Regions from separate parts of the Homo sapiens genome. Here region 1 is linked to region 2. Evidence: read pairs that join two places in POLR2A ChIA-PET (ENCODE). Cell type or tissue: OCI-LY7. All regions are shown on one strand.

Region 1 (5,000 bases), 1.2 Mb after region 2:
TGTCCTTTAAGTAATTTGTTCATTTCATCTCAATTATCAAATTATAGAATTATTTATAATATTCCTTTATTATCTTTTTAATGTCATTAATGACATTAATGTTTAGTAGTGATAATCCCTCTTTTATTTCTGATATTAGTAATTTGTGTCTTCCCCTTTTTTTTCTTGGTTAGCCTGGCCAGAGTTTTATCAATTTTACTGATGTTTTCTAAGAACCAGCTTTTGGTTTCCTTGATTTTCTCTGTTGATTCCCTGCTTTCAATTTAATTGATTGTTGCTCTAATTCTTATTAGTTCTTTTTTTCTGCCTGCTTTAGGTTTATGTTGCTCTTCTTCCTGTAGTTTCCAGAAACTTGTACCTCTAATCTAAGGCACATGCTTAGATTATTGATTTTATATTTTTCCTATTTTCTGATATGTGCATTCAATGCTATCAATTTCCCTCTAAACATTTGCTGAATCCTACAAGTTTTTATAAGTTGTATTTTCATTTTTGTTTAGTTTAAAATATTTTAAAATTTCTTTTGAGATTTCTTTGACCCATGTGTTATTTAGATGCCTATTGTTTAATCTCCAAATATCTTTTAATTTTCCAGCTATCTTTCCATTATTGATTTTTAGTCTAATTCCATTGTGGTCTTCAGGCTTACTGTGTATGGATTTTTTTTTTTTTTTTTTTTTGAGACGGAGTCTCACTCTGTCGCCCACAGGGAGTGCAGTGGTGCAATCTCAGCTCACTGCAACCTCTGCCTCCCGGGTTCAAGCGAGTCTCCTGCCTCAGCCTCCCAAGTAGCTAGGACTACAGGCGCCCGCCATCATGCCTGGCTAATATTTTTATGTATTTTTAGTAGAGACAGGGTTTCACCATACTGGCCAGGCTGGTCTTGAACTCCTGACCTTGCAATCCGCCCGCCTCGGCCTCCCAAAATGCTGGGATTACAGGCATGAGCCACCAGGCCCGGCTTGCTTTTATTGTTTTAAATGTGATCAGTACTCGGGAGGCTGAGGTAGGAGGATCGCTTAAGGCCAGGAGTTTGAGACCAGCCTGGGCAACATAAGCATCTCTTAAAAATTTTTTGCTCAGGTACTCTGTTAACAATGTCCAGAATGTTGTTTATCTTGGTGAATGTTTCATGTGAGCTTTAGGAGAATATGTATTCTGCTATTGGTGGATGGAGATTCTGTAAATGTCAATTAGATCCAGTTGATTGATGATGCCATAATTCAACTATATCTTTACCGATTTTCTGCCTGCTGCATTTGTCCGTCACTGATAGAAGAGTGTTGATGTTTCCAAGGATAATAATGGGTTTGTCTATTTCTCTTTGCAGTTCTGTTAGTTTTTAACCCACCTATTTTGATGCTCTGTTGTTAGGCACCTATAAACGACTGTTATGTCTTCCTGGAGAATTGACCCCTTTATCATTATGTAATACCATTCTTCATCCCTGATAATTTTCCTTGTTCAGAAATCTACTTTGTCCAAAATTAATATAGCTACTCGAGCTTTCCTTTGATCAGTGTTAGCATGGTATACTTTTTTTTCTTCCTTTAACCTAATGATAACCAGTTGCTGATAGGTAGCTATTCTGAAATGAGGACTTTCTGTCAAGATAGTGATGTTTTATTTTCACTGTGAGCTGGCTTTGTTTCCTGCATAACTATAACAGATTGCTAATTAACATTGATAAATATATCTCATTACTTTTTCCAATCACCATACAGGTTGAGTATCCCTTATTCAAAATACTTGGGGCCAAGCATGGTGGCTAACATCTGTAGTCCCAGCACTTCAGGAGGCTGAAGCAGGAGGATCACTTGAGGCCAGGAGTTTGAGACCTGCCTGAGCAACATAGTGAGACCCCGTCTCTACAAAAAAAAAAAAATTAAATAGCTAGGTATGGTGGCATGTACCTGTAGTCTCAGCTACTCACAGGCTGAGCTATGATTATGCCACTTCACTTCATCCTCAGTGACAGAGCAAGACCCTCTTTAAAAAAAAAAGACAAAAAACCTTGGGGCCAGCAGTGTTTCAGATTTCAGATTTTGGAATATTTGCATTATATCTACTGGTTGAGCATCCCTAATGCAAAAATCAAAAATGCATCCCTAATCCGAAATCAAAAGTGCTCCAATGAGTATTTCCTTTGAACATCATGTTGACACTTAGAAAAGTTTCAAATCTTAGATTTTCAAATTAGGGATACTCAAACTGTATCTTTCCAAAATAAAGCAGTTCTAATTCCACCGCATATTGGGGGCTAAATTTTACCAGTACTGCTTATGTATCCTGCCGTGGTTTTCTAAGTGTGTTATATATTTACAGTTTTGTCTCTTGAAATAGACAATTTTACTCTGGCATAGAGCTATTTATTACTTCTAATGACATGTTGATGCTACTTTTAGGCATTTTATTTTAATTTTATTGCAATAGGTTTAGGGGTACAAGTGGTTTTGGTTTCATGGTTGAATTGTATAGTGGTGAAGTCTGAAATTTTAGGGCACCCCTCACCCAAGTAGTGTACATTGTACCCAATATGTAGTTTTTTATCCCTCATCCCCCTTCCACTTTCCCCTCTTCTGAGTCTCCAATACTCATACGCATTATACCACTCTGTATGCCTTTGCATACTCATTATTTAGCTCATACTTATGAGAACATATGGTATTTTGTTTTGTTTTGTTTTGTTTTTTTTGTTTCGAGACAGGGTCTTGCTCTGTTACCCAGGCCAGAGTGCAGTGGTACGATCTCGGCTCACTGCAGCCTTCACCTCCTGGGCTCAAGCAATCGTCTTACCTCAGCCTCCTGAGTAGCTGAGACCACAGGCATGCACCATCACACCCAGCTAATTTTTTTTTTCTTTGGTAGAGCCAGGTTTTGCCATGTTGCCCAGGCTGGTCTCGAACTTCTGAGCTCTAGTGATCCACCTACATTGGGCTCCCAGATTTCTGGGATTACAGGTGTGAGCCACCACACTCAGCCAGTATTTGGGTTTTTTTTTTTTTTTTTGGTTTTGGTTTTTTAAGACAGAGTCTCACTTGCCCAGGCTGGAGTGCAGTAGTGCAATATCGGCTCACTGCAACCTCTGCCTCTCTGGTTCAAGTGATTCTCGTGCCTCAGCCTCCCAAGTAGCTGGGATTACAGGCATGCGCCACCATGCCCAGTTAATTTTTGTAGTTTTAGTAGAGACAGTGTTCTGCCATGTTGGCCAGGCTGGTCTCAAACTCCTGACCTCAAGTGATCTGCCTGCCTTCGCCTCCCAAAGTGCTGGGATTACAACCATGATCCACTGTGTCCAGCCTGGTTTTTTACTTCTGAGTTACTTCACTTAGAATAGTGACCTCCAATTCCATCCAAGTTACTGCAAAATACATTATTTTGTTCTTTCCTATAGCTGAGTAGTATTCTATGGTGTATACATGCCACATTTTATTTATCTACTTGTCAGTTGAGGGGCACTTAGGTTGGTTCCATATCTTTGCAACTGTGAATTGTGCTGCAATAAACATATGCATGCTGGCTGGATGCAGTGGCTCACCCTGTAATCCCAGCACTTTGGGAGACCAAGGCTGGTGGATTGCTTGAGCTCAGGAGTTCAAGACCAGCCTGGGCAATGTGGCAAACCCCCGTCTCTACCAAAAATACAAAAAATTATCCAGGCTTGGTGGCTTACACCTGTAGTCCCAGCTCCTTCTAGGGGGCTGAGGTGGGAGGATCACTTGAGTCTGGGAGGCAGAGGCTGAAGTGAGCCATGATCATGCCACTGCACTCCAGTCTGGATGACAGAGTGAGACCCCATCTCCAAACAAACAAACAAACAACATATGCGTGCAGGTGTCTTTTTCATATAATGACTTCTTTTCCTTTGGGTAGATACCCAGTAGTGGGATTGCTGGATTGAATGGTTGGTCTACTTTTAGTTCTTTGAGAAATCTGCTATTGTTTTCCATAGAGGTTGTACTAATTTACATTCCCACCAGCGGTGTATAAGTGTTCCCTTTTCAACACATCCACACTGACATCTATTGTCTTTTGACTTTCTAATAATGACCATTCTGGCTGGGGTAAGGTGTTATCTCATTGTGGTTTTAATTTGCATTTCCCTGATGATTAGTGACGTTGAGCATTTTTTCATATGTTTGTGGCTCTTCAAAGGGTCACACGAGTCTGGACACAATGGCTCATGCCTGTAATCAGAGCACTTTGGGAGGCCAAGGCGGGCAGATCACCTGAGATCAGGAGTTTGAGACTAGCCTGGCCAACGTGGTGAAACCCTGTCTCTACTAAAAATACAAAAACTAGCTGGGCTTGGTGGCGCACACCTGTAATCCCAGCTACTTGGGAGGCTGAGGCAAGAGAGTCACTTGAACTCGGCAGGTGGAGGTTGCAGTGAGCCAAGATTGTGCCACTGCACTCCAGCCTGGTCAACAGGGAGACTCTGTCACACACACAAAAAAAGGATCACACGTTACACAAGCAGATACACAGTTTATCTGTGGTATTAAAATTTCATGGGAAGGCAATTGTGGGGGGAAGTCTTAAAAAAAAAGCTTCCTAAAGGAGGGGAAAAGAGGCTGGCAACCCCTGGCATAAAAGATTAAACCCAAAATTGGCATCCAAAGCCTTCTACGGTCTGGTTTCCATTGACCTTTCCACCTTGATTCCTATCATTCTACACTGGGGGACAGATTGGACTAAATCTCTTAAGTTCTCTTCCAGCTCTAAGAATGTAAAGGTCTTTTCAGTTTGAACCCTTTTCTGTAACAAGACTCATCTTGCTTTCTCCTAGACAGACTACACTTATTCCTCATATGTAGAATGCCCTTCCATCTTTGTTTCCACGTTATTCACAACACTTCTACCCACACTGATCAGTTTCTTCCATAAATGTATTGTCTGCTACTGCTAATTTTAGCATGGAACCACATTTTTGTTACAATTTACTTTTTTTCTTTTTTCTTTTTCTTTTTCTTTTTTTTTTTTTTTTTGAGACAGGATCT
Region 2 (5,000 bases):
GGAGGCGGCAGGTCGCCCTGCCCCAGCCCTCAGTGGCCCCACAGCAGCTTGGCTGTTCTTGGTTTTGTTTCTCTCTGCTTCTGCATGATATCTTTGAACAAAAAGTCCCAAGTGTACAAAAAGTCCCGAAAGGCGTTCGCAAACCACTGACCTAGATGGAGGGAATTGTGAGGAGCAGAGGGCACCCTCTTATAAAATGCCTGTACTTCGGTGCAGGGTTTGGTGGTGTCGGCGGTTTGGAGGCCCTTTAAGCTTCCTAACTCCTTGTCACTGGTGGATGGTGGGGTGCCGGCAGGAGGGCATCCCTTTACATAGGGGCTCATTGCTGTATGGATGTGGGCAGAGAACGAACAGGAGAGGGAGACTGAACTCCTGGCTTCCACATCAGGCACAAACCCCAGGACGTGAAGATCCCTAACTGCCTCCCCTCCGGCCCCCAAATAGCAGAACAGAGAGTAATCGCACTGCAGTGGCAGTGGAAAGAGCTGAAGCTAGACGCCGGGAAGAACTTCCCAACTTGGCACCTGGGGGAGGAGCAGCTGGGAGCAAATGTGGAACTGTCTGAGGTAGGAGGAGGTCCCCTTTGCAGGCTGAGAGATAATCACATACATCCTCCCACTCACACCCCCTTCGTCTGCTCCTGCCCCAACCAGGGCTGACTCCAGAAATTCTGCACAGATAAACCTCCAGGCCCTGAAACTCAGCAAGGGGTGGGGAGAGTGGGACCTGGGGCCATGCCCCCTCTGTTGCTAAGAAGCCCTTTCTGGGTGAGCGTGGTGGCTCACACCTATAATCCCAGCACTTTGGGAGGCCCAGGCAGGTGGATCATTTGAGGTCAGGAGTTCAAAACCAGCCTGAACAACATGGTAAATCCCCATCTCTACAAAAAAAAAAAAACTATATATATATATATATACCCACACACACAAAAATTAGCCAGCGTGGTGGCACGCCTGTAATCCCAGCTACTCGGGAGGCTGAGGCACAAGAATTGCTTGAACCCGGGAGGCAGAGGTTGCATTGAGCCAAGACTGCGCCACTGTACTCCAGCCTTGGTGACAGAGCGAGACTCCATCTCAAAAAAAAAAAAAAAAAAAAGAATCCCTTTCTGTCTGACCCCCACCAGACGGCAGCAGAATTGTGTGGAGAGCTTGTTCCCGAGGGACCTGGGGGATGGAGCAGGCAATCCCTTCTCCCTCTGACCTCCAGGCCCCACTGAGCCCTCTGGACACAAGCACAATCAGGCACTTCATGCCTGGCAAGGGTCAGAATGAAAGGCCTGTGTCTGTCTGCTCCCCGCCTCCCTTTCTCCATCTTCAGATAATTCCATCTGCCCTTGGGCCAGAGCCTCATCTTTCTCCCTCCTTTCCCCCTCCTGCCCGCTGAGTTATTTACAAATATCTGGGAACAGAAGGGATTTCTTCAGTGCTCTGTAGTGCCTGCCACTGACTCAGGTCTCTAACATGCTGGGGGGCAGCGAGGGTAAAGATGCTTGTGGTCCTCTCCTGTCACCCACAGGAACCCAAAGAGCTCAATACACTGGGCGCAGTGGCTCATGCCTGTAATCCTAGTATTTTGGGAGGCTGAGGTGGGAGGATCACCTGAGGTCAGGAGTTCAAGACCAGCCTGGCCGACATAATGAAACCCCATCTCTACAAAAATTAGCCAGGCGTGGTGGTACGTGCCTGTAATCCCAGCTACTTGGGAGGCTGAGGCAGGAGAATCACTTGAACTCAGGAAGTGGAGGCTGCAGTGAGCTGAGATAACACCACTGCACTCCAGTCTGGGCAACAGAGAGAGACTCCATCTCAGAAAAAAAAAAAAAAGGCTCATGCCTGTAATCCCAGCACTTTGGGAGGCCGAGGTGGGCGGATCAAGAGGTCAGGAGATCGAGACCAGCCTGGCCAACATGGTGAAACCCCATCTCTACTAAAAATAAAAAAAAATTAGCTGGGCACGGTGGCAGGTGCCTGTAGTCCCAGCTACTTGGGAGGCTGAGGCAGGAGAATGGCGTGAACCCGGGAGGCGGAGCTTGCAGTGAGCTGAGATCGCTCCAGCCTGGGTGACAGAGCGAGACTCCGTCTCAAAAAAAAAAAAAAAAAAAAAAAAGACCTTGGCCTTGGCTAGACACGGTGTAATCCCAGCACTTTGGGAGGTGAGGCCGAGGCGGGCGGATCACCTGATGTCAGGAGTTTGAGACCACTCTGGCCAAGATGGTGAAACCCCATCTGTACTGAAAATACAAAAATTAGCTGGGCATGGTGGTGAGTGCCTGTAATCCCAGCTACTCAGGAGGCTGAGGCAGAGAATTGCTTGAACCCGGGAAGTGGAGGTTGCAGTGAGCTGAGATGGCGCCACTGCACTCCAGCCGGGGCGACAAAGCAAGACTCTGTCTCAAAAAAAAAAAAAAAGAAAAAGAAGAGCTCAATGGCTCCCCAAGGTCACACCGTGGCAGCCCATTTTCTGTTTCCCACTCTGTTCTCCTACATGGTTTGTCCCGGGTACAGGGTGAACCAGGAAGAGGATGAGTTACCGCCATTTCCCCATGGAGTCAAAGGGCTTCTTCCTCCTGGAAAATCCCCGGACACGGAAGTGACTAAGACCTAGTGGAGCTGCTGAACCTAAAAAGTAAGTTCAAATTCGGGGCCCCTCCTTCTGATAGCCATGTGGCCCAAAGAAGGGAAGCTGTCCGTGCAGCTGGGGGAGCTGATCTCCAACATGTTCTCCCCAAGCCCACCTCCTGCCACCCCACCCCAATGCTGAAGCCCAGACAAGCAGCCAGGAACTGGCGTCACCATCCCCAGTCCCGCAGACGCTCATCCCACCGCCACCACCCGTGAGCAACCATTCCGGGGCCTGACATTCTGTCGGCTTCACACCACCTCCCGGAGCCCCAGCCAGAAGCACTTCCTGGATAAAATATTAAACATGCAAATCTGAGACAGAGCCTTAACGAGCGACAGACTGCACGACCACAGCCTGGCAAACGAGACGCACGACGTCCGGGGGTGGGGGGGTGAGAGGTATATATAGATATAGACTTTGGATCTATCTGTGCAATGTGTGTGTAAGGCAGAGAACAGCAGGGATGGAAAAGTACCGCAGCAGCCTCCAGCTGGGGTGGCCTGAGGTGGCGGCAGGAGGCTGGCCGGGAGGGAGGGTCAAGAGGAGCCCCAGAGCCAGGCTCAGAGTGAGGGATGACAAAAGCCCTTTGTGCTTGGATTCTGTGCAGGGGGTGCCAGACACGCTGGGCAGGGGAATGGGCATTGGTTTTGGAGAAGGAAGTTGGTTAGAGGCAAGGCCTCCGAGTGGAAGAAAAGAAGGGGAGACAGAGGAGAGGCATAGACCTGTGTGGCAGGAGTAGGGGTGTCTAGAGGGAGAACACCTCCACTCACATGGGGCACGGGGCGGGGGGGGGGTGTCTCTTGTCACCACACTGGCCCAGGTGTCATGGAGCTCACGTGGAATTAGGTCAGCAAGGTTCCTGCCTTGATTCAGGTCAGCATGCATTTGATGATGGCGCTTCTTAAACTTGTACATGTGCCAGGATCGTCTAGGATCTTGTTGGTAAATGCAATTCCGATTAGGGAGGCCTGGAGTGGGGCCTAAGAGTCTGCATTACTAGCAAGACTCAGGTGATGCCAGTGCTGCTGGCCTCCCGGCCCCCATAAAGTGGCGAGGGACTACAAGGAGCTAGAGCAACACGGAGCTCCCTTTGGCTCAGGCGAACACAGGACCCACAAGAGTCCAGAGTGGGATCAGAGGCTGAGCCCAAAGGCGTCTGGCCTAAGGGGAGGTCCACGGTGCTGATCAAGATGGTGTCTGTCCACAGTGTCCAGCCTGTCATGGAATTAGAACTATAGGACACCTAACTTGGCCCAAACCAACACAGAACCCAGCCCAGGGTGTCAGGGAGCCTGTAGCAGCCCACACTGAGACAGGGCTCACAGGGCCTGGAGTGACATGGAGCCTGGTGGGGTGGGACTGAATGATAGGGCGCCCATGTTGCTTCAGGAAATCACAGAGCCCACAGGGATTAGACTGAAGTGGTGCCCGTTTTGGTCCAGAGTGACATGGAACCCACAGTGGCCACAGGGGTCTGGACTGACTTGGAACTCAGAAAGGACTAACAGAGGTGATGGCCACATTTGCTCAGGGTGACATAGAGCTCATCAGGACTTGGACCAACTGGACCAACCAGGCACCCAACACAGAGCCCCAGACATGACAGGGGGCTCTCCGTGCAAACTCCAGGTTGCAGAAGACAGGAAGGGAGGGTCCGGAGGAGGCTGGGAGAGGAGAGGAGCAGGTGCCGGGGAGCAAGGCTGCTCTGTGGCTGCTGTGAGCCTGCCTGCCGTGGGCTGAGTGCTACTTGGCTGGGCCCCAGAGAGGAGGTGCTGCTGCTGCAAGGCTCAGATGGAGGAGGAAGTGGGAAGCTGGAGGCAGGGTGGGCGCGAGGCTGGGGTGGGGAGAGCACTTCCTCCCCCAAAGAGGCTTGGCACGGGGGCTGGCCCACTGCCCATGTGGATCCTGGCATTTACACTCCCCGCTCCCATTATACACAGGCGATGCGGTGGGTTATGGGTCTGGGACTTACGGACCTCAGATCAAGGAGCATTCAGCGCTGGGGGAACAGACAAACCGATGTCTCCCTGAATGGAGCACTCAGGGTCCAGAGGAGGAAGGGTTCTCCCTCCTGGCACTGGAGGTCCTTTTGATGCAGCCAGGTCCCTAGGCAGAGTGCCCTGGCCCTATTGTGTCCTTGCCCAGAGGAATGCAGAAAACAATGCAGGCTGCCCCTTCCCACATCCCTGGCAAGATCTAGAAATAGGTGCCCACACCTTCGTCTTAACTAAACCCAGCCCTCCCTCCCGCTTCTGGTCAGATGCCTCTCAGTCCTTGTCCCTACCAAGGGGAGAAGCCCCTCAGAGGCTACCTGCAGCTTCTCTTTATGCCAAGGTTAATGTAGAGGAGGAAGGGATGGAGGGAGGGGCATTACT

What was found. ChIA-PET counts read pairs that join two places held together with the same protein. Peaks named below come from ENCODE experiments on the same cell type or tissue, not always from the same donor. Only the 100,000 strongest peaks of a DNase experiment are listed, where the experiment ranks them.
Region 1: POLR2A ChIA-PET joins it to region 2 with 5 read pairs; 2 of 35 experiments call an interaction of 5 or more read pairs at or near these places.

The regions. Positions count from the first base shown.
Region 1 is chr17:39,882,216-39,887,215 of GRCh38, forward strand. No RefSeq gene overlaps it. Among named protein-coding and RNA genes, the nearest start is that of ZPBP2, 17 kb to the left of the region's middle. In OCI-LY7, no CTCF peak of the experiment used is centred here; no DNase peak of the experiment used is centred here.
Region 2 is chr17:38,654,576-38,659,575 of GRCh38, forward strand. No RefSeq gene overlaps it. Among named protein-coding and RNA genes, the nearest start is that of EPOP, 18 kb to the right of the region's middle. RefSeq lists enhancers at 2,421-2,715, 4,131-4,630. In OCI-LY7, no CTCF peak of the experiment used is centred here; DNase peaks (open chromatin) are centred at 2,646 and 2,936; H3K4me3 peaks cover 2,029 bases; H3K27ac peaks cover 1,355 bases.